Linked DNA regions of Homo sapiens: region 2 is linked to region 1. A link is a loop called in an ENCODE intact Hi-C map of the cell type or tissue named here. Cell type or tissue: heart right ventricle. All regions are shown on one strand. Links, peaks and the distances in the headings refer to the core of each region. The heading gives the core; the rest is flanking DNA. Region 1 overlaps LOC105377578 (a long non-coding RNA gene). Region 2 overlaps LOC105377577 (a long non-coding RNA gene).

Evidence for each region. Hi-C counts contacts between places; a loop is a spot of excess contacts. Peaks named below come from ENCODE experiments on the same cell type or tissue, not always from the same donor. Only the 100,000 strongest peaks of a DNase experiment are listed, where the experiment ranks them.
Region 2: it touches region 1 in a loop (3-fold over the local background); 20 of 110 quality-filtered maps call a loop at or near these places.

Annotation. Positions count from the first base shown.
Region 1 is chr4:183,049,458-183,059,223 of GRCh38, reverse strand. It overlaps LOC105377578 (a long non-coding RNA gene), which reads left to right. Exons shown (of 3, transcript XR_001741938.2): 3 at 1-444. Among named protein-coding and RNA genes, the nearest start is that of WWC2-AS2, 45 kb to the left of the region's middle. In heart right ventricle, for the core only: no CTCF peak of the experiment used is centred there; no DNase peak of the experiment used is centred there.
Region 2 is chr4:182,941,101-182,950,866 of GRCh38, reverse strand. LOC105377577 (a long non-coding RNA gene) reads right to left here. Exons shown (of 3, transcript XR_939536.3): 2 at 8,235-8,366; 3 at 7,729-7,810. Among named protein-coding and RNA genes, the nearest start is that of DCTD, 29 kb to the right of the region's middle. In heart right ventricle, for the core only: no CTCF peak of the experiment used is centred there; no DNase peak of the experiment used is centred there; H3K27me3 peaks cover 457 bases.

The DNA of each region.
Region 1 (9,766 bases), core at 706-8,705:
AAATAAATAAATAAATAAATAAATAAATAAATAAATAAGTGTAAAGCATGCTACTGCTCTATGGTTATTCAATCAGACGATACTGTGGCAAAAGCAACTAACAGTTTTAAGGAAACCACTTCACAGCCTTCCAGTGAAACAACTCTAGGATTTCCCGTTCATTCTCCCTGGTGGGTCTGGAATTGATAGCTCTCCAGCCACCAGCATCACAGGAGCCCGGCCTGGCACTGTGGCAAGAGGTGGGAGAAGTTAAAGGAATACACGTGCAAGGCTGGTCTCTGAATTGGATCTGGGGCTTGAATTTTACTTTTTAACTATTCATGACACTTCATTTAATTCGTGAGTCAAAATCATCACGTGATGAAAGGAGCCAGTCACAAAAGGCAAGATATTGTACGACTGCCTGTATATGAGGTACCTAGAATTGTCAAATCCATAGAGACAGGAAGGAGAACAGTGGTTTCCAGGAGCTAGAGGGGAGGGAGGAATGGGAATTAGTGCTTAAAAGGAACTAATAGTGCTTAAAAAGAACAGTTCCTGTTTGGGATGATGAAAAAGTTCTGGAAATGGATAGTAGTAATTGTTGCAGAAAAAATGTGAATATACTTAATGCCACTGGATTGTATACCTAAAAATTGTTCAAATGGTAACTTTTCTGTTATGTATATTTTATCACTTTTAAAAAAAGAACAAGTGAATTTCTTTAATCTTGATTATTCAATTCAATGGGGAAAAGAAAGATGTGCTTTAACTATGTCTAACTCAAAACTCTGGTTTGGGCTGGGTGAGGTGGCTCATGCCTGTAATCCCAGCACTTTGGGAGGCCAAGGTGGGCGGATCACCTGAGGTCAGGAGTTCAAGACCAGCCTGACCAACATGGAGAAACCCCGTCTCTACTAAAAATAACAAAATTAGCCGGGCGTGGTGGCGCATGCCTGTAATCCCAGCTACTCGGGAGGCTGAGGCAGGAGAATGGCTTGAACCCGGGAGGCAGAGGTTGCGGTGAGCTGAGATCGCGCCATTGCACTCCAGCCTCAGCAACAAGAGTGAAACTTCGTGAGTGAAACTCTTTCTCAAGAAACAAAACAAACCAAACAAACAAACAAACAAAAAAACAAAAAACCTCTGCTTTGAAGTGTTTCTGGTGACCAGCCAGGCATCATCAATATTATCATACACAAGAATTTGCTGACTGCTCACTGTGGGCCTTGTCTGAGATAAATGCTGTGATTGAAGGTAAAAAAAAATGACTTTAAGAATATTATTTATTACTAATGAAGCAACTCTTGGCATTCCAAGAATTTCAAGAAAAGTATAAACAACTGTAGATTCTCTTGAGTGCCAAAGACAAAAGTTATATATCATGTCCAAAGTATGTAAAGAGCTAGATGTTCACCCTTTGGGTGCAGAGGATGGGAGGCACAGTGGTAAATACAGAGGACTTGGAGGAGGTTATTGTCATAAAATATAGCAGAGCAACAAGAGAATCAATCAATCAATCATGGTATGGTCATAGAGCGATTACTATATAGCAACCCTAATGAATGAATTAAGCTACTCACGACCAGGATGAACCAATGCCAAGGAGAAAACAAATCACAAAGCAATATAAACATCATGGTTTTATTTAAAGTTCCTTAAAAAGTTCATAAATAGACAAAGCGATTCTCTGTTGTTTAGAGTGCACACATGGAGGAGATAAAGAGCAAATAAATTACTACCACAAAAGTCAGGCGAGTGGTGACTTCTGCAGGGAGCGAGGGAGGAGGCATCAGGAGTGGCTCTGGGACAACTGCCACAGCTTTCCTTCACTCTGGTCACGGTTACACCGGCTGGCTTTATAACTAATGGCTAAACTCTACATGTATAGCTATTCTATCGCCCAAAGCAATAGTGAAAAGCACAGAGGAGCAGCTCTGTCTGCACAGGGCTGCTTTACTGAGTGTGGGAAACATGAAGGGGGATCCCATCATGTTTGCTATGGTGATTTTTCCACACAGCTACCCGGAAACTTCTATCTAAATTTTTTTTTCTTATTGTGTGTACTTAAGGCATACAACATGATGTTATAAAAATACATATATAGGCTGGGCACAGTGGCTCACGCCTGTAATCCCAGCACTTTGGGAGACCAAGGTGGGAGGATCCCTTGAGGCCAGGAGTTGGAGACCAGCCTGGCCAACATGGTGAAACCGTATCTCTACTAAAAATACAAAAATTAGCCAGGCATGGTGGTGCGCGCTTGTAGTTCTAGCTACCTGGTAGGCTGAGGCAGGAGAATCCCTTGAACCCAGGAGGCAGAGGTTGCAGTGAACCGAGATTGTGTGACTGCACTCCAACCTAGGCAACAGAGTGGGATTCTGTCTCAAAAAAACAACAATAAAAACCCACAAAATACATATATAGTAAAATAGTTACTATGATGGAAAAAATTAATAAACATATTCATCATCTCACATAGTTACCCATTCCTCAGCCCCACACTATCCTTGGCCCCATCTGGTGACAAGTACAACTATAATCTGCCCATTTAGCAAAAATCCTGAATATAACACACTTTTTTTTTTTTTTTGAGACAGAGTCTTGCTTTGTCACCAGGCTGGAGTGCAGTGGCATGATCTCAGCTCACTGCCACCTCTGCCTCCCGGGTTCAAGCAATCCTCCTGCCTCAGCCTCCTGAGTAGCTGGGACTACAGGTGCGTGCCACCACGCCCAGCTAATTTTTTGTATTTTTAGTAGAGACAGGGTTTCACCATGTTGGCTCGATCTCTTGACCTCATGATCCACCCTCCTTGGCTTCCCAAATTGCTGGGATTACAGGCGTGAGCCACCACACCCAGCCTGACAAGGGATTCTTAACCAGAATATTTAAAAAGTTGAAACAACTCAATAGAAGAAAATCCCAAGTAATCCAATTAAAAATGGGCAATCAATCTGACTAGACATTTCTCAAAGGAAGACATGCAAATGGCCAACAGGTATATGAAAAAATGTCTAATATCACTAATCATCAGAGAAATGCAAATCAAAACTACAATAAGATATTAACTCACCCCAGTTAAAATAGCTTTTATTCAAAAGACAGGCAATAATAAATGCTGGAGAGGATGTGGAGAAAGGGGAACACCTGTACACTGTTGGTTGGAATGTAAATTAGTATAGCCACTATGGACAACAGTATGGAGGTTCCTCAAAAAACTAAACATAGAATGACCATGTGATCTAGCAATCTCACTGATAGGTATATATTCAAAAGAAAGGAGATCAGTATGTCAAAGAGATATGTGTACTCCCAGGTTTATTGCAGCACTATTCACAACAGACAAGACATGGAGTCGACCTAAGTGCCCACTAATGGATGAATGGATAAAGAAAATGTGGGGTATATACACAATGGAATATTATTCAGCCACAAAAGAGAATGAAATCCTGTCATTTGCAACAACATGGATGGAGCTAGAGGATACTATGTCAAGTGAAAAAAAGTGAGGCACAGAAAAACAAATATCTCATGTTCTTACTTATCTGTGGGAGTTTGGAAGAAAAAGTAAACTCATGGAAATAGAGAGTAGAATGATGGTTACCAGAAGCTAGGAAGGGTAGTTGGTCGGGAGGGGAAGGGTGGACAGAAAAAGGGAATAGTTAATGGATACAAAAATACAGTTAGATAGAAGGAATAAGACCTAGTATTTGGGAGCATAATAGGGTGACTATAGTTAATAATAATTTATTGTATATCTCAAAATGACTAAAACAGTGGAATTATAATGTTTCTAATACAAAGAAATGATAAATATTTGAGGTTTTGGATATTCTAATTACCCTAATTTGATTACTACACATTGCTTGTTTGTTTTAAAATATCACATGTACCCCATAAATATGTATAACTGTTATGTATTCATGTTAATTAAACATAAAAGATAATATATTTACTAGTCTTTAAGTGGAAGTTGGTCACCATAAAGGTCTTCATCCTTCTCATTTTCACATTGAGTAGGCTGAGAGGAAGAAAGAGGAGGGGTTGGTCTTGCTGTCTCAGGGTTGGCAGATACGGAAGAGGTGGAGGAGGTGGAAGAGGAGGCAGGAGAGGCAGGCACAGTAGGTGTAATTTTATGGAAATGCATTGTAACTTCTGCCTGACATTTTTGCTTTTTCGTTTCTCTAAAAATATTTGCATATGATGCCAATCATTTTTCCATCATGTGTTTTAGTGTCATTGCCTATATCATGGAAGGGTCTATGTTGTAAAAGAAGTCAAAAGCAGTCTTGAATAATCAAAACCCTTCTGCCAGATCATCTAATGCCAACTTGTTTTCTGGCACTGCCTCATTGTCTGGCGCTGGTTTGGAAGCACTCACTCCATCGTCGTTGTCTGTTGATTCCTCTAGGGTGGTGTCTGTTCACTCTTGAATTTCTCCTACATCAATATCTTAAAACTTTTTTTGGAGAGGCCAAAGTGGGCGGATCACCTGAGGTCAGGAGTTTGAGACCAGCCTGGCCAACATGGTGAAACCCCATCTCTATGAAAAATACAAAAAAATTAGCTGGGCATGGTGGTGCATACCTGTAATCTCAGCTCTGGAGGCTGAGGCAGGAGAATTGCTTAAACCTGGGAGGCGAAGGTTGCAGTGAGCCGAGATCGTGTCATGCCACTGCACTCTAGCCTGGGTGACAGAGTGAGACGCCATCTCAAAAAAAAAAAAAAAAAAAAAAAACCATAACACATTTTTTGTGTTTTTTTTTGTGTGTGTGTATTTTGTTTTTATTTTCCAAGATGCATATCTTGCAACCCTTTACTCTCCAGCTTTTTTTTTTTCATATCCACAATCTCTGTCTTGATTTCCTTGATTGGCTCTGTTGTAAATTCTGTGAAGTCATGCACAACATCTGGACACAGTTTTCTTCAGCAGGAATTTCTTGTTGTGGGCTTGATGGCTTTCATGGCTCCGTCCCTAACAATGATGGCATCTTCAATGGTGTGACCCTTCCAGACTTTCATGATGTTCTCTTTTGGGGTTCTCTTCCATAGCATTGACAATCCTTTCCGTAGAGTTGCAGTGTGTAATGAGCCTTATGGTTCTTATGACCCCCTGATCTGGAGACTGAATTGGAGAAACTGTGTTTGGGGGCAAGTAGACAACTTTGACTCCTTTGGTGTTGAACTCATGAGGTTCTGGGTGTCCAGGGAGCATTGTCCAAAAGACCTTTAAAAAACAATCCCTTACTGCAAAGGTACTTCTTGACTTTGGGGACAAAGCATTGATGGAAGTAATCCAAAAAAAGTGTTCTTCTTGTCCAGGCCTTCTTATTATATAACCAAAAAACTGGCAGCTGTGTTTATCTTTTCCCTTCAAGGCTTGGGGTTTGCAGTTTTATAGATAAGGGCAGTCCTGTTTTCATAAACTCAACTATATTTGCCTAAAACAATAGAGTTAGCCTATCCCTTCTTGCCTTAAATCCTGTGCTTGCTTCTCTTCCTTACTAATGAATATCCTTTGTGGCATTTTTTTTCTTGCAGAATAGAGCACTTTTGTCGGCATTAAAAACTGATTCAGGGCGGATGTGGTGTCTCATGCCTGTAATCTCAGCACTTTGGGAGGCTAAGGCGGGCGGATCACTTGAAGCCAGGAGTTCCAGACCAGCCCCCAACATGGTGAAACCCTGTCTCTGCCAGAAAGTACAAAAATTAGCCAGGTGTGGTGTCATGCACCTGTAGCTGGGACTCCAGCTACTCGGGAGGCTTAGGCACGAGAATCACTTGAACCCAGGAGACAGAGGCTGCAGTGAGCTGAGATCACCACTGCACTTCAGCCTGGGTGACAGAGTGAGCTCTGTCTCAAAACAACAACAACAGAAAATCAACAAGAAAACTGATTCGTTCAGGTATCTCTTCTCCTCAGTGATTATCTTAATGGCATCTGGGAACTCATCTGCTGCCTGTTGGTCAATACAAGCTGCTTCTCCTGTTATGTTGACATTTTAAAAGCTAAACCTCTCTCCAAAATTATCAAACCATCCTTTGCTGGCATTTAATTCCCCACTTTTATTTATTATTATTTTTTTTGAGATGGAGTCTCACTCTGTCACCCAGGCTGGAGTGCAAGGGTGTGATCTTGGCTCACTTCAACCTCCACCTCCCGGGTTCAAGCGATTCTCCTGCTTCAGGCTCCTGAGTAGCTGGGATTACAGGCACCTGCCACCACGCCCAGTTAATTGGTGTGTTTTTAGTAGAGATGGGGTTTCACTATGTTGGCCAGGCTGGTCTTGAACTCCTGGCCTCAGGTGATCTGCCCACCTCGGCCTCCCAAACTGCTGGGATTACAGGCGTGAGCCACTATGCCCGACCAAATTCTCCACCTTTGGATCCTTCACCTTCCTTGTCATTTAACTCATCATCTAATGACTTTGCTTTTCCCCCAGTTATATTAGAGCCTATAGTCATGCCAATTTTATAGCAATCCTGCACCCACATAAAAGCTGCATTTTCTATATGAGACAAATAGGCAGTTCATAAAAAGTGCAAGTTTTTCATGCCTTCTGGTGTAGCTGTAGGGACAACTTCACAATTTCCTTCCCATTTTTTTTTTTTTAAACATGGTCTGAATGCTGGATTCATTTATCTTGAAATGGTGGCAACCACAGCTGAATCTACAGTACATATCAAAAAAATTCAAGTTTTTCTTATAATGTCATGATTTTTAATTGCTCCTTGGGAGAACTTCCAGCATTACTAGTGGCACTTCGTATGAGTCCCATGGTCTTATTCGAGGTTTATGGTATTGCATTAAACACAACAAAATATACATGAGAACCACAAGAGATCACTTTTTACTGCAACGCACAATTTACTGGCAAGATGAGCTGCCCACTTAGAGATGATCAGTGTCACACAGCATTTTAAGCGGACTTTCACAACACTTGAGCTCTGCCACAACAGCAATAGGAGGTAGCTACAAGATTATCACAGTAGTACAGTATTACTGCAGGTAATTTTATGCAGTTATGATTTAATACTGCATCTTTACATTGGTTTACATTTCTCTTGACCATGAATGGTGCCAAGTACAGTCTGTGTTTGTCCGTTTAACTTTTTATAATATATTTGTGTATACTTAAAGGTAGTAAATGATAAAATAGACTATTACACGTGCTTTATGCATTCATGACATTCCTAACTTTTTCTTATTTTTAAGACATTTCTAGGCTACACAGTTTGTCTGCAAGTTTTTTTGAACTGTCACAAATCTCCAAACATGTTTTCAATATGTTTACTGTAAAAAATTCACATAGAAGTGGAGCCAAACAGTTCAAACTTGTGTTGTTCAAGGGTCAACGCTACATTCCCGCCAACAGCATGCAAGTGTTCCTTTTCCTTCATACCCTCCCCAAACTTGTTATTTCTTGTCTTTTTGATAATGGCTATTCTAACAGGTGTGAGGTGATATGTCATAATGGTTTTGATCTCCATAATCATTAGTGTTGCTGAGAAGCTTTTCATATAGCTGTTGTCCACTTTTATGTCATCTTTGGAGAAATTTATAAATCGGGTTATATGGGATTTTTTGCTATTAAGTTGTACAAGTTCTTTATAAATCTTGGACCTTAACCCCTCATCTGTTATATAGTTAGCAAATATATTTTTTTCTAATCTGTAAATTGCCTTTTTATTTTGTTGATTGTATCCTTTGCTATGCAGAAGTCTTTTTGTTTGATATAGTCCCTTTATTCATTTTTACTTTTGTAGCCTGGATTTTACTGTGGTATTCAAGAAATCATTGCCAAGGCTTTTACTCTATGCACACTTCTGGGAGTTTTATGGTTTCATGCCTTACCTTTAGGTCTTTTATCCATTTTGAGTTTTTTTGTGTATGGTGTGAGATGAGTCCAATTTCATTCTCTTGAATGTGGAAATTCGGTTTTCCCAGCACTATTTATTGAAGAGATTATAGTTTCCCTACTGTGTCTTTTTGGTACCCTTTTTGAAAATTAGTTGGCCATATGTGTTTAGATTTATTTCTGGGCTCTCCATTCTGTTCCACTGGTCTATGTGTTCGTTTTTATGCCAGTACCATACTGTGTTGGTTACTATAGCTTTGTAATATAAATTTAAATCAGGAAGTGTGATGTCTCCACATTTTTTTTTTTTTTTCAGAATGGCTTTGGCTATTAGGAGTTTTTTTGCAGTTCTATATGAATTTTAGGATTGTTTTTTCTATTTCTATGAGGAATGTTGTTGGGATTTTGGTCAAGATGCATTGAATCCACATGTTGCTGTGGGTAGCATAGACATTTAACAACATCAGTTCTTCTGGTCCATGAGCATGGAATATGTTTCCATTTATTTGTGTCCTTTTCCATTTCTTTCATCATTATTTCATAGGTCTCATTGTACAGATTTATCGCCTCCTGGGTTAATTTATTCCTATTTTTTATGATATTGTAAATGGGATGGTTTTTAAATTTCTTTAAAAAAATTTTAATTAACTACTTTCCTTTCATCTTTCTTTTTCCTCTTTAGATGAGCATCATGATCTATGGTTTTTAAATTTTTCAGCTAAGTTGTTACTTGTGTATAGAAAAGCCACATATTTCTCCATGCTGATTTTATATTTTGCAACTTTATTGAATTTATTCATTATATTTAACAGTTTTTGGTGGAATCTTTGGGATTTTCTACATATAGAATCATGTAATCTGCAGATAGAGATAATTTTACTTCTTCCTTTCCAATTCAGATAGATTTTGTCTCTTTTCCTTGTCTAATTGCTCTTGATAGGACTTTCAGTACTATGTTGAATAGGGTGGTAAGAATGGGCATCCCTGCCTTGTACCAGGTCTTAGAGGAAAAGTTTTCAGTTTCTCCCCTTATTATGATGTTAGCTGTGGGTTTTTGTAAATGGTATTTCTTATGTTGAGGAACTTTCTTTCTATACCTAAACTGTTAAGAATTTTTTATCAAGAAGGAATGTTAAACTTTGTCAAATGCTTTTTCTGTGTCAATTGATCTGATTGTGTGGTTTTCATGTTTTAGTCTATTAATGTGATGTATCTCATTGATTGATTTGCATGTGTTAAACCAGCCTTGCCTGCCAGCAATCAATCCCACTTGATCATAATGTTTAATCTTTTTGATGTGTTGTTGAATTTGATTTGCTAATATTTTATTGAGTTCCTGGACACTAATAAGATGCTGACTTTTATGATCTAGAAAAATCTTTTCTTTATCTTAATCACAGTACAGGGCACATCAACAGGGGAGCTTTTTTTTTTTCTTTCTTTCTCCATTACTGTTTTTCTTTGGCCATAAGGGGAGACATGAACCCAATATTATCCTTTTCCAGATATGTCGATTTAGAAAACAAACAAATATGTGTGTGTGTGTGTGTGTGTGTGTGTGTGTCTGACACATAAAATTAGGACCTTTTGAGGCTGCCACTAACATATCACCAAAGAACTTATTGCTAAAGATATTCTGAAAAGCAATTTATATATTTAGTGTGTTCAGGAGTTTGTAATGTGCATTCCTCACAGGGTTACCTGGTTCATAAGGTTCTTGGGAAAGGGATTTGCCAGAACTTATACTAGGAAACTATTGGCAGCCTGCCTGTCTAGTGCAGAAACATTTTATTTCTATGAACCATTTAGTATTCTAAATGTCTATACTGAGTCCATATTTTATAATAGCAGCAACAAACTTGAAATTGAATTGTCTCTGAAACTGTGTCTACCTAAGAAAATGAAAGCTGCAATAGAAACTCATAAA
Region 2 (9,766 bases), core at 942-8,941, 110 kb after region 1:
TTGGGTATATTCCACACATTTTGAAAAGTTGTGTTTTCGTTTTCATTTAGTTCAAAATATTTAAAAATTTCTCTTGAGATTTCTTTTTTGATCCATGTGTTATTTAAAAGTGTGTTGCTAATTCTCTGAGTATTGAAATTTTTCCAGCTATGTTTCTTTTTTTTTTTTTTTCTTTTTGAGACAGGGTCTTACTCTGTCGCCCATGCTGAAGTACAGTGACAAAATCACAGCTCCTTGTAGCCTCAACATCCCAGGCTTAAGCAATCCTCCCAACTCAGGCTCCTGCATAGCAGCTGGGACTGTAGGAGCCTGCCACCACACCCAACTTTTTTTTTTTTTTTTTTTTTTGTAGAGATGAGGGTCTCGCGATGTTGCCCAGGTTAGTCTCTAATTCCTGGGCTCAAGTGATCCTCCCACCTCAGCCTCCCAAAGTGCTTGGATTACACGAATGAGCTATTCCATCTGGCCCCCAGCTATGTTTCTGCTATTGATTTCTTTCTCTTTTTTTTTTTTTTTTGAGATGGAGTCTTGCTCTGTCGCCAGGCTGGAGTGCAATGGCGTGATTTCGGCTCACTGCAACCTCCACCCTCTAGAGTTCAAGTGATTCTCCTGCCTCAGCCTCCTGAGTAGCTGAGACTACAGGTGTATACCATCATACCCGGCTAATTTTTGTATTTTTAGTAGAGACAGGGTTTTGCCATGTTGGCCAGGCTGGTCTTGAACTCCTGACCTCAAGTGATCTGCCCACCTCAGCCTCCCAAAGTGCTGGGATTACAGGCATGAGCCACTGCACCCAGCAGCTATTGATTTGTAATTTAATTCCATTGTGATCTGAGAGCAGACATATGATTTCTATTCTTTTAAATTTGTTAAGGTGTGTTCAATGGCCCAGAATGTAGTGTATCTTGTTGAATTATCTGTATGAGCTTCAGAAGAATGTATATTCTGCTGTTGTTGAATGGTCTACAGACATCAGTTATATCAAATTGATTGATGATGTTGAGTTCAATTATGTCTTTACTGATTTCTGCCTATTGTATCTGTTCATTTCTGATAGAGGAGTGTTGAAGTCCCCCACTGTAGTAGTGGATTTATCTGTTTCTCCTTGTTCAGTTTTTTACTTGTTAGGATGAAATGGCACTTCCAAACTTTTTATGTGCCAGAATGGAAGCTGGAAGTCTGACTGCTATTTCTTATCTAATATTCATTACTTATTTTTAGTTTATATATATTTTTTGAGACAGAGTCTTGCTCTGTCGCCCTGGCTGGAGTACAGTGGCGTGATCTTGGCTCACTGCAACCTCAACCTCCTGGGTTCAAGCAATTCTCCCTGCCTCCGCCTCCCGAGTAGCTGGGATTACAGGCACCCACCACCACGCTTGGCTAATTTTTTGTATTTTTTAGTAGAGACGGGGTTTCACCATATTGGCCAGGCTGGTCTTGAACTCCTGACCTCAGGTGATCTGCCCACCTTGGCCTCCCAAAGTGCTGGGATTACAGGTGTGAGCCACCATGCTCGGCACATTACTTATTTAGTGGATACAAAACTAGAAGGACTTTCTTATTTGTTGTTTCAACATAAAATACATACGATTTATATATAAGAAACATAAGATTTCTAATAAGAAACAAGATTTCTAAGGACTTTTACAAGTTTGGGTGCAATCCTTGCTTCACAATTCCATTTTTTCCTGTAAAATTTTAAGTAATTCAACTGTGTGTCTTCCACTTATGGGAATTTTCAGGATCTCAAGCCTCATGTTCAAACAGATAATACTGTAGCTTCTACATTATATATGTGGGCATGTATGTCAGTGGCAATCATAGTGCAATTTGAGTCCCCTAATGGATATTCCTGTTTTTTTCCCCAACCAACTTAGCTCAAAATTTCCACACATTCTTTTTTTTTTTCATTTTTAATATTTTAAGTTATTCTTTTACATCATCTCTTATAACTATGGCTTTCTATTTCCCACTGTCATCACCCTAGTTGATATTTAGATTCTTGCAAAAGCCTCCTACCTGGCTGGGAATTGAACAATGAGAACACTTGGACACAGGAAGGGGAACATCACACACCGGGAGCTGTCGTGGGGTGGGGGGAGGGGGGAGGGATAGCATTAGGAGATATACCTAATGTAAATGACGAGTTAATGGGTGCAGCACACTAACATGGCACATGTATACATATGTAACAAACCTGCACGTTATGCACATGTACCCTAGAACTTAAAGTATAATAAAAAAAAATTTTTTAAAAAGGACAAAGAAACATCAAATGTAAAAGAATAAAGTGTTAGACAAATGGTTAAAAAAAAAAAAGCCTCTTACCTGGCATGTCTAATTTGAATATCTGCTCTTTCCAAGTTAACCTCTCTATTGCTCTTAGATTGTTTTTTCTAAAATTCCCCTTTTGCAATGTCATTACCCTGGCCAAAATTTTCAGTGATGTGCAATGATCTCTAGTAGCAATCTCAAAACTTACTTGATTGTGTATATATCAATAAAAATATTTTGAGCATGTGCCCTAATCTATATGTTTTAAAAAAATAAATTATACATATATACTCCTGTCTATCCATATATTTAATATTAGTTAAGCTTAACTTTAAAAATAAAACTAATTATAAGTGAGAGTTATAATTTTTTTTCTTCATCCCAAAAGATCACTTAGTGTGATTCGTTTTGGGTAATGGTGTATAGGCAGAATTTTTTTAAAAAGTTATTTATGTATTAAATTTTACTTTAAATTCTGGGATACATGTGCAGAATGTGCAGGTTTGTTACATAGGTATACATGTGCCATGGTGATTTGCTGCACCTGTCAACCCGTCATTTAGGTTTTAAGCCCCGCATGCATTACGTATTTGTCCCAATGCTCTCCCTCCCCATGCTGCCCACCCGCCGAAGGCTCTGGTGTGTGATGTTCCCCTCCCTGTGTCCACGTGTTCTCATTGTTCAGCTCCCACTTATAAGTGAGAACATGCAGTGTTTGGTTTTCTGTTCCTGTGTTAGTTTTCTGAGAATTATGGCTTCCAGCCTCATCCACGTCCCTGCAAAGGACATGAACTCATTCTTTTTATGGCTGCAGAATGCTTTTTTTTTTTTTTAGACGGAGTCTCTCTCTGTCGCCAGGCTGGAGTGCAGTGGCGTGATCTCAGCTCACTGCAACCTCTGCCACCCAGGTTCAAGCAATTCTCCCGCCTCAGCCTCCCAAGTAGCTGGGACTACAGGCGCACACCACCACGCCCAGCTAATTTTTGTATTTTTAGTAGAGACGGGGTTTCACAATGTTGGCCAGGATGGTCTCAATCTCCTGACCTCGTGATCTGCCCGCCTCGGCCTCCCAAAGCGCTGGGATCACAGGCATGAGCCACAGCGCCCAGCCAGAACACTTTTTAAAAAATCACTGATATGGGTTAGCGTCATGGTGCTGAACAATCACCGCACATTACCTCATCATTGTGTCTCCTGGCCTTTGGACATTGGAGACGCCTAACTTTTTCCCCTCACTCGGGAAAAAAAAAGGAAATGTATAGATGGTAATCTCTGTAGGATTCTATTTTCCAAGATGGAATACCAAAGGAGTCAAGATTGTCTACCCTACATGCTGAAGGAATAAAGTATCTTTCCCATGGAGAGAAGCAGACTGATAATGAAAAGAAATGAAGGGTTTAAATAAGTCTTCACATGAGCTGAATAATCCAATTTTGCTGTTGAAAAAACACAGACCAAAAAGTGTTAAAAGAAGACTCTAATTCTCATGTTTTCATAACTTTATAGCTTCATAACCAAGAATGATTGAAAACAGAAGAAGGAATTGCTGTCAAAGATTGTACAGTACAATGAAGTTGTACAGTGATGTTCAGGACTATAAATGTTAGCAGGTGCATGAATACTTCTGTGACTGTTGGCTATTAGACACAAGACTGTAAATTTCTGCCTTGAGGATGACTCTGATGGTCTATAAAATGTCAGCTGATGTTGTCACAAATCAGTGGTTCATATGAATCTCAAAGATTATAGAACCTGCAGCACTTGTTATATAAATGATAAAAGAGTATTTCCTTTTTAAGTCTCCAGCTAGCTGCAGTTCAACTGAATGCAAATTAGAAAGCCTAAGTGATACCTGCAGAGTTGAAAAATAGGTTTTCAGTCTAAGTAAAAATACATTGAGAACTTAGAAAAACAGAATAAAAAAAGGAAAAACAGAATAATGTCTGTCATTGGTGGTTCTAACATAATGCCATGAGAGAACTTACAACTAGTATAGCAACTTTGTGTAGACAATTAAAAACACTTTTTGTTACTTTTTAACTTCTCACTTTTTCATTTTTTAACTGGCAAGAAAAAATTGTATGTATTTGTAGTGTTCAATGGGATGTTTTGATATACGTATACATTGTGTAATGGCTAAATCAGGCTATTTTACATATTGTGAAAGGAAAGTAAGCCTTGGGACCCCCAAATCTCGAGCCAAAGGGAAAAGTCAGGCTGGGAACTGTATCAGGCAAACCTGCCTCCCATTTCATTCCTAAATAAGATAGCTACAAAGATGAAAAAGCTACATACCTCCTTCACAATTTGTCCACAGGGAAATTTCTTGTGGGCCTCAAGATCTTTTACCCTAAAACAATTCTGTTGAATTTCACCCTGACAATGTAAATTGATAGCTTATTTTCACAGGTGTGGGACAAAGGACAGAACTCAAAGTCCCTCCGCTCACCTGAGACAAATGCATAGCTGATTGCTTCCTCTCCCCTATTGTTTACGTAAAAACGCAGATTCACCGAGCCAGACTAAGGCATAAGTAACTATTCCTCTACTCCTGTCTCACATGTAAATTGTACATACAGTAAAAGGGTGATCAAAGACTCAAAAGAAGGCAACCATTTGTCTCTTATCTACCTACAACCTGGAAGCCATCTCTGCAGACCATTTTAAAACTTCTTTTTTTTTCTTCTATGGCAATTAATCTTTGTTAAAATTGGTGCTGAGAAAAATGAATGTTTGATTATGGGTCTCACCACCAATGCTAAACTTTGATATTAATGATTATAGTTTTTTTGTTGTTGTTGTGTTTTTTTGTTTTTGTTTTTGTTTTTTGTTCTTTGAGATGGAGTTTCGCTCTTGTTGCCCAGGCTGGAGTGCAATGGCACGATCTCGGCTCACTGCAACCTCCACCTCCTGGATTCAAGCGATTCTCTTGCCTCAGCCTCCCGAGTAGCTGGGATTACAGGTGACCACCACCAGGCCCGGCTAATTTTTTAAAAATATTTTTAGTCGAGAGGGGGTTTCACCACATTGGCCAGGCTGGTTTCGAACTCCTGACCTCAACTAATCTGCCCGCCTCAGCCTCCCAAAGTGCTGGGATTACAGACGTGAACAACCACGCTCAACCTGATATTAATGATCATACTTGAATGACCCATTTCACTGAAAGTCTTCAATATACACTTTTAGTATCTATTTCCATTTAGCACTTTTTTTTTTAGCGCATATTATATGCCATGCTACATGAATACAGAGATAAAGGCAGTTTCTACACTTAAGAAATTCACAATCCAGTGAAGGACACAGGCAAGAAGATAAGTTAATATCATTATGTTATATTAATTAATGAATATCAATATCATTATATTATATACATCTGACAGATGTATAAGCAGAATAGTATGTCAGCACACAGAGGGATACCTAATCAGTGTATCCTAATACTAACAGAACAGTCTTCCCAGATGAGATGATGGTTGAGCTGACTCTTTCAAGGACAGTAGGCACCGGCTAGACAAGCCAGTGGAAGAAGGGCATTCCAGAGAAAGAACGCAGTGTGTACAAAGCCAGACAGCTGTGAGGCAGTAGAGCAAGAATTGGAGGTTAAATGCCATTCATTAAAGGGGAGGGATTGGAGGATTCTCAGTAGTGACATGACAGTATTTGCATATTTAAAAAATCATTCTGAAAATAATTTAAGGAGTAGATTCACAACCTCCAAAAGACGGAAATAATTTTGGAATATTACTAGAAATGTTGACTCATCAACCAAGTCATTGAAAGTGAAGATGGGAAAAGGAAAAAAAATTAAAAGGCTGCGTGCAGTGCCTCATGCCTGTAATCTCAGCACTTTGGGAGGCTGAGGCAGGAGGATCACTTGAGGACAGGAATTCAAGACCAGCCTGGGCAACATAGTGAGACCCCACATCTACAAAAACAATTTTTTAATATTAGCTGGGCAAGGTGCCTCACAACTATCATCCCAACTACTCAGGAGGCTGAGGCTGGAGAATTTTTGCTTGAGCCCAGGAGTTTGAGGCAGCAGTGAGCCATGAATGTGACACTGTGCCCCAGCCTAGGCAATAGAGCAAGATCCTGTCTCTTTTTTTAAAAAAAAACAAACAGGTTATAGAATCAATAAGGCTTGAGCAATTAACTTTAGGGCAAGGGATAGAGAGAAGTCTCAGGTAATCCCAAAGTTTTGGTTGGGAAAAGGATATCACCTGCTGATCAAGGGAATACAGAAGGGGGAACATTTGGGAACACAGAAGGAGGGACATGTGGGAATACAGAAGGAGGGACATGTGGGAATACAGGAGGGACATTTGGGAATACAGAAGGAGGGACATTTGGGAATACAGAAGGAGGGACAAGGGAATACAGAAGGAGGAACATTTGGGAATGCAGAAGGAGGGACATTTGGGAATACAGAAGGAGGGACATTTGGGAATACAGAAGGAGGGACAAGGGAATACAGAAGGAGGGACAAGGGAATACAGAAGGAGGGACATTTGGTAATACAGAAGGAGAGACATTTGGGAATACAGAAGGAGGGACAAGGGAATACAGAAGGAGGAACATTTGGGAATGCAGAAGGAGGGACATTTGGGAATACAGAAGGAGGGACATTTGGGAATACAGAAGGAGGGACAAGGGAATACAGAAGGAGGGACATTTGGGAATACAGAAGGAGGGACATTTGGGAATACAGAAGGAGGGACAAGGGAATACAGAAGGAGGAACATTTGGGAATGCAGAAGGAGGGACATTTGGGAATACAGAAGGAGGGACATTTGGGAATACAGAAGGAGGGACAAGGGAATACAGAAGGAGGGACAAGGGAATACAGAAGGAGGGACATTTGGTAATACAGAAGGAGGGACATTTGGGAATACAGAAGGAGGGACATTTGGGAATACAGAAGGAGGGACAAGGGAATACAGAAGGAGGGACATTTGGGAATACAGAAGGAGAGACATTTGGGAATACAGAAGGAGGGACAAGGGAATACAGAAGGAGAGACATTTGGGAATACAGAAGGAGGGACATTTGGGAATACAGAAGGAGGAACATTTGGGAATACAGAAGGAGGGACATTTGGGAATACAGGAGGGACATTTGGGAATACAGAAGGAGGGACATTTGGGAATACAGAAGGAGGGACATTTGGGAATACAGAAGGAGGGACAAGGGAATGCAGAAGGAGGGACAAGGGAATGCAGAAGGAGGACAGTGTGAGTGTTGGGCATGTTGTGCTTGAGGTCCCTATGGGGCATGAGAAGAGATGTCCAGTGGGAAAATACGTACTTGATTTTGAAGTTCTCTTGGCTCAAGGTGGACATGCTGAAGTCATCACTGGCAGCTGAAGCTGTGATAGGATCCCAGAGAGACTGTTTAGAGAGAGGATCGGGCCAGGAAAAATATTTCAGCCATGACTGGAGGAAGAGGAACCATCAAGGATAATGAAGTGAAGCAGCCACAGAGGCCAGAAGAAAACTAGGGAGCAGGTGCATCATGGAAGCCAGCGGAGGGAGAGCTTCAAGAAGGAAATAGAATCAACAGTGAATAAGAAGGCTGAGGAAGTTTGTACCTTAGTCATTCCTGTTGTCATTTTTTGACCAATTTAAATTTCATTTACATTCTATTCCTGTTACCTATTAAATTCAAAAATAAGTGTTTAATACATTACATAAAATATAGCCATATTGTATAGATATTACAGCTAACAATTATGGCCTTATCAAGGTACATCTCTCCTCTTGTATTCTTATGGTAATGCCAGAGGTATTCTTTCCAGTTGTGCTTGAAGCAAAGCCTGGAAACACATAAAGAAACTATTCCTGCAATTCTCCAGTATAAAAATGAAATTTTATTCTATAGAAATAAATTCTAGTATATGACTGAGTGGGTCCTTTTGAGAGATACTTTATAATGCCATAATAAAACTACTTTGTACTCACAAGTTCAGCCGTTCAGGTTTTTATATTTGTCATAATGTCAGAAATTACCCTGAGGTATCCAGAGAGTAGCAATACTTTGAATATGATGGAAACATATTCAGAGTTCTCAGCACTGCCACATAAACATTGAACCTAAATAATTGAATGAGAAAAATACATTTTAAAAGGTTTATTCCATGAAAGAAGGTCATGTATTCAGAGTTCTCCAGAGAGACAGAACCAATAGGATATATAGATAGATAGACAGACAAGAGGGCATTTATTAGAGGAATTGGCTCATGTGATTACGGAGGCTGAGAAGTCCCACGACAGGCTGTCTACAAGCTGGAGACCCTGGGATGTCAGTAGCCCGGCTCTGAACCAGGAAGCTGATGGTGTAACTCTCAGTCTGAAGTTGAAGGTCTGAGAACAGGGAGTTGGTAGGGGAGGTTGCTGGTATAAGTCCTGGAGTCCAAAGACTGGAGAGCCTGGAGTTGTTCAAAGATAGGGGAAGAGTATCCCAGCTCCAGCAGATGGATCAGCATGTGTCTTTTCTCTGTTGTTATTCTCTATGGACCCCCAGCGGGTTGGATGGTGCCTGCTCACACTGAGGGTGGGTCTTCCCCACCTGGTCCACTCAGACTTACATGCTAGTCTCCTCCGGAAACACTGTCACAGACACACCCAGAAATCATGCTTTACTGGCTCTCTGGGCATCCCTTAATCCAGTCAAGTTGACACCTAACATTAACCGTCACACAGCATTTTATAATACTCTCAAAAAGAACGCTGAATCTCACTGTGGGGTACTGGTCTTTTAGGACTAAAAGACAAGTTAGTTGAAATTCAGAAATGTACTTGTTTGGTGTGGCATGCATGCATGTGTGTGCCTGGTCCTGTGTGTGTGTGTGTGTGTGTGTGTGTGTGTGTGTGTGTGCACCTGTTGGTTTTAGGGGATGTCTGCCCGATGACATATCTAGAGTCTAGAGTGCCCAAAGAGATTTAAATATCCTACCCAAAGAGATTTAAATTTTAGGAGGACGGTCTATTCAGTTCCCTTCTGGTTTCTAAAGAGGAGACAGTCGTATATCTCTTATATCTACAGAAGCAAACAAGATGTGAATGGAACAAAAATCAACCGATTTGTTTTCTGTTAGAAAATAAATATAGGCTTCATATCTGTGAAAAGGTATTGTTTGTCATAAACCAACACCCACATGAAATGTAATATTCTCAAAACTTATTATTTTGAAAAATTCCAAAAGTACAGAAAAGTTGAAAGAGTAATACATATACCTTTCATCTAGAATCACTAATTAGTAATATTTGGCCATATTTGCTTATTCAATGTTTATGTGGTTACATGTGTGTATGTACTGTTTTCTCTGAACCATTTGAAAATAAATTGTAGCTATCAGGATATGTCTCTCCTAAGTACTCTGTAATCCTAAGAACAAGAACATCTCCATAACCACAGTACCATTAGCAAACCTAATAAATTTAAAACTGATCTGCTCATATTCAGTTTTTCCCAATTATTCCCTTAATATCCA